Regions from separate parts of the Homo sapiens genome. Here region 2 is linked to region 1. Evidence: chromatin loops called from intact Hi-C (ENCODE). Cell type or tissue: dorsolateral prefrontal cortex. All regions are shown on one strand.

What was found. Hi-C counts contacts between places; a loop is a spot of excess contacts. Peaks named below come from ENCODE experiments on the same cell type or tissue, not always from the same donor. Only the 100,000 strongest peaks of a DNase experiment are listed, where the experiment ranks them.
Region 2: a loop joins it to region 1, with 2.3 times the contacts of the local background. A loop is called at or near these places in 3 of 110 quality-filtered maps.

Annotation. Positions count from the first base shown.
Region 1 is chr4:21,593,467-21,595,966 of GRCh38, forward strand. All of the region lies in intron 1 of KCNIP4 (potassium voltage-gated channel interacting protein 4), which reads right to left. All of the region lies in intron 2 of LOC105374516 (a long non-coding RNA gene), which reads left to right. Among named protein-coding and RNA genes, the nearest start is that of MIR7978, 130 kb to the left of the region's middle. In dorsolateral prefrontal cortex, no CTCF peak of the experiment used is centred here; no DNase peak of the experiment used is centred here; H3K27ac peaks cover 589 bases.
Region 2 is chr4:21,753,836-21,756,335 of GRCh38, forward strand. All of the region lies in intron 1 of KCNIP4 (potassium voltage-gated channel interacting protein 4), which reads right to left. Among named protein-coding and RNA genes, the nearest start is that of KCNIP4-IT1, 98 kb to the right of the region's middle. In dorsolateral prefrontal cortex, no CTCF peak of the experiment used is centred here; no DNase peak of the experiment used is centred here.

The sequences.
Region 1 (2,500 bases):
ATTCTGAGGTTGCCGTCTGTACCACATTTGCCACTGTGGTCCCCGGACCTGGCACAAACACGGCTCACCTCGTCCTCATAAAATGACTCATTACCTTCTCCAGCTGTTATCTATTAGCACTGCAGATTTTGCACCAATTTCCATGCCAAGTCATCTCTCCCACCCTCCTTATTGCCCCACAACCTACTGGAGCCAGCTGGTGAGAATTCCCACACCTTGTTTAAGAGGACATTTTCTTGACACATCAAGACAGATGCATGCCCTTAAGTGCACCTATACCAAGACCTGAAACAGGATAATTTGTCCAGTTCTCAGTCACAGATATTTTGAAAAATCTAGTTCCATAGCAGCATTAATGCCATGTCAACATTTGAGACAAATAGTGCAAGAATTGTCTGTTACTGAGTGAGCCATTACTCAGGCTGTTCTCATCTGAAGAATCTTTGCATTTAGTGTGTTCAAGCTAAAACAGGAATCATTTGTGTTCAAAATTACTTCTGAACACCTACCAGCCAACATAATTTGCTTACTTAGTATACCTTGGGGCCTGCATGTATGTAGGAAATGGAGCTAGGAAATGAGACTTGTGAACAAGCTGAAAGGGAAAAAAAACAGGTTACCTTGAAAGATACAATACCAAATTTCTTGTAATTTAAAATAACTCCTCAACAGCAACAATGTAAAGAAAGACAGTTGCTGTGTTCTGTGAAGGAAGCTGTGCTCTCAGATTTATATGTTCCAACTCATGGCATCCTGAGTTACACCATATGTTAGGATATTATTATAGAGTTTAGAGATATAGAAATAAACAATTCAATATTTTTGAAATGAGCTATTGGCCAAAAGTACAAAATCTTTTAATGAACAACAACAAAAGCAACCAACGACAAATAAGGGAGAATAGCATAATAGTTATGACCAAAGGTTTTGGGCTGGAAAAATACATCTGCTTAATTTCATAACACTTTTGAGCAATTCTTAACTTTTATGAGAACAATAATAATATGCAGGGCTGGTGGGTAGATGATATAAGATGTAAAATTCTCAGGGCAATACTTGGCTCTATAGTAAGTCTTTGGTAAATAGAAACCAGCATTAGAAATTATAATGGGGAGGAGGGATGAAGGTAGGAGGGAAGAGAGAGTAAAACATAGTCAATAATCAATCAATCAGAACAGAGCAGAATGGCTTAATTTGATCTCAGGAAGAAAAATGCTGCTCAGAGATAAAGATAATTTAAAAATTACATGCAACAAAAAATTGATGGAAGCGTCTACATGAAAATTTAAAACTTCTGCACATAAGAACAAACCACATTTCTTAATCCATGTGTTAAATGTGGCACAATGGAAGTATACTGTCTCAGGGTTTCCTTCAATTTGGAATATTAATATTTAGAATCAACATTTGGCACATTCCATTTGGAATATTATGTTGGTGCAAAAGTAACTGTGGTTTTGGTCATGAAAAGTAATGGCAAAAACCACAATTACTTTTTTTAAAAAAATTTATTATACTTTTTATACTTTAAGTTCTGGGATACGTGTGCAGAATGTGCAGGTTTGTTACATAGGTATACATGTGCCATGGTGATTTACTGCACCCATCAACCTGTCATCTAGGTTTTAAGTCCCACATACATTAGCTATTTGTCCTAATGCTATCCCTACCCTTGCACCCCAACCCTCTGACAGGCCCCAGTGTGTGATGTTCCCCTCCCTGTGTCCATGTGTTCTCACTGTTCAACTCCCACTAATGAGTGAGAACATGAGATGTTTGGTTTTCTGTTCCTGTGATAGTTTGCTGAGAATGATGGTTTCCAGCTCCGTCCATGTCCCTGCACAGGACATGAACTCATTCTTTTTTATGGCTAAATAGTATTCCACGGTATATATGTGCCACATTTTCTTTATCCAGTCTATCATTGATGGGCATTTGGGTGGGTTCCAAGTCTTTGCTACTATGAATAGTGCTACAGTAAACATGAGTATGCATGTGTCTTTATAGTAGAATGATTTATAATCCTTTGGGTATACACCCAGTAATGGGATTGCTGGGTCAAATAGTATTTCTGGTTCCAGATCCTTGAGGAATGCCACACTGTCTTCCACAACGCTTGAACTAATTTACACTCCTACCAACAGTGTAAGAGCATTCCTATTTCTCCTCTTCTTCTCCAGCATCCAGTTTCCTGACTTTTTAATGACAGCCCTTCTAATTGGCATGATACGGTATCTCACTATAGTTTATGCAAGCAATAAACATATGAAAAAAAAGCTCATCATCACTGGTCATTAGAGAATTGCAATTACTTTTGCACAAACCTAAATAGTACCATCTAGTCCCTGAAAAAATATTTATTGACAATCTACCGTGTGCTGACTTCTCTGTTCAGCCTCAATCCTATCCTAGGTAGTGGAAAACTGAGAATCCCCAGGAGCATGTGAGAAATTAAACAGAGCAGCTTCAGGGGCCACTTGAAATCTCCTGCTTTCCAGAG
Region 2 (2,500 bases), 160 kb after region 1:
ACATTCTGATGAGGTGGAGCAGGTGACTGCTACCGTGGAGATTCCTGTTCCACTCTCAGCTTCTTCTCTCCATCTACTGACCCCCTCCTCCTACTATCCCCACCAGGAAATAGACAGACTCCAAGAGCTACAGCTTAGTTGTACTGAGAACCTAACAGGCATTGTGCATGCTTGTGATGCACCAACGAATGAGACAGAAGTGTGCCCTCCTTAGGGAGCTCGAATTCTAGTGATTTAAAATAAGCCTGCAGTAAGGGCTCGCATCTCTCCACAGCAGCCATCTTACAAAGCATTGTACCTTCAATTTGGTTTTCTGTGTCGTTTTTTTCTTAATTCGCTCAATAAAATTTATTTCAGGTTTCTGCTCAACTGTCACTTTACAATGGAAAGTTCTCCTTCTAAAAAATATCCATCTCCAACTACCACCACTCCACACCCACCTCTCTCTACCTTGCTTTATTTGTCTATACAGCCCTTACCACTACCGGACCAAGCTTATTTATTTATTAGTTTTTCTGTGTGTTTTTCCTTGCTAGAATATAAAGTGTTTCAGGGCAGCCAACTTGGTTAATTCATTGCTGAGTATCTGGCTTATTATAGGAGATGAATACATATTTGTTGAATTAATTAATGCATAAATAACCATAAGCAATAGGTATGACCATTATTCCTGTTTTTCAAATGGGAAATTCACACTTAAGGAGGATAAGAAATTTGCCTAAAGTCACCCAATACATAAGCAGTGAAACTAGGGCTCAGACCAGGTCTTCTGGAGCAGAAAGCCTGGCCTCTTGATCATTACTCTAAATTGTCCCACTTCAAATAATCATTTCTTTAACATGTCTAATAGTAGAAGCTTCCCTAAACTGTCAACTCTAGGATGGGATGAAGACACTGAATAGAAGAAATGCCACTAAACAACATATAAAGATAAAAATACAAAACTACAAACGTAATTCTGAAAAACTTCAGAATAAAATTTAGGACAGTTTTATCTTGTGCAGAGTTAACATAAAAATATGTGCTTTTGGGCCGGGCACAGTGGCTCATATCTGTAATCCAGCATTTTTGGAGGCCGAGGTGGGCGGATCACCTGAGGTCAGGAGTTCAAGACCACCCTGGCCAACATGGAGAAACCCTGTCTCTACTAAAAATACAAAAATTAGCCAGGCATGGTCATGTGTGCCTGTAATCCCAGCTACTCGGGAGGCTGAGGCAGGAGAATTGCTTGCTTGAATCCCAGAGGCAGAGGTAGCAGATGGCGCCACTTCACTCCAGTGGAGACAGAGCAAGACACCGTCTCAAAAAGAAATAGAAAGAAAGAACATGGAAAGAATAAAAGCTTTAGAGTCGAGCATGGATAGGCTGTCTCTGCCAGTAGTTATTCATTCACCTTCTCAACCTCAACTTTCATATCTATAAGGTAGGGCTGAGGCCTACCCACCAAGGTGGTTGGCAGAAGGAAATTAGATAATAAATGTAACGTTTCTGGCAAAACTTTAAGTTAAATGAATGACTCATTTAGTTACTTACTCTAATAAGTCCTAAGCAAATGGACAAATAAAATTAGGTTTCAGTTATGCATCTATTAATGCCTAAAAACAGCAGCGCTGCACATCACAAAGGAACAGGCAGACTTACCCCCGGGGCAACTGAAACTGAAGGACAAGGGGCTAGTGACAGTCAGGAACAATGGTCCCTAATCCCAGGGAAGATGTATTAAATGTGTTTACTTGCTGTTGCTCATACCAATCAATTGATCAGGCTGTGGAAGGAGGTATAGTGGCACCCATACATTTATTTAGACATAACTAATGGACTTCCCAAGCATGGATAGAGAAGCCACTTAACTGGTCAAATATCTGGAAGAAAAAAAACCTGTAGTTAATCAAATATCTTTAATAAAAGTATTGGTAACATTCTGCCCATATTCATCAAACACTTGGTATTAATATTGTTTTCAAAAAAAAGTGACTGATGTTCTAGCTCAGATGTGGTCTTACATATTTAGTTTGTCACAATTTCTATAGTTGCTGATAGGGCAGTAATGATCTTTTCTTGTGTTATGGTTGTATTGATATAATAAATTGCATTTTCCCTTAGATTTTATTAGAAACTATAAATGGCTCTATCACCTCTGAAACAACATAAGTCACGCAACACATTTTTAATTTTATCAGCCCAACTCCTTTTTTAGAATCAGAATATTTGCTTGAAAACTGAAAAGTTTTAGTCTCCCTAAAGAAATATCAACTGATACTTTATAGCTAAAAACATGGATTTTTATTTCTCTTTTTCTTTCCCAATTCCTAAAGAAATGCAGATACATTTCTCCTTGTTCTATTTGGCCAGTTTAGATCTTTAGATGGTTTTAGTCTTCGTATGTTTGTTTACGTGCTGGTTTTAAAATAGTTGAAGTATTATAAGAAATATCTGTTGGCCGGGCACAGTGGCTTACGCCTGTAATCCCACCACTTTGGGAGGCTGAGGCGGGCAGGTC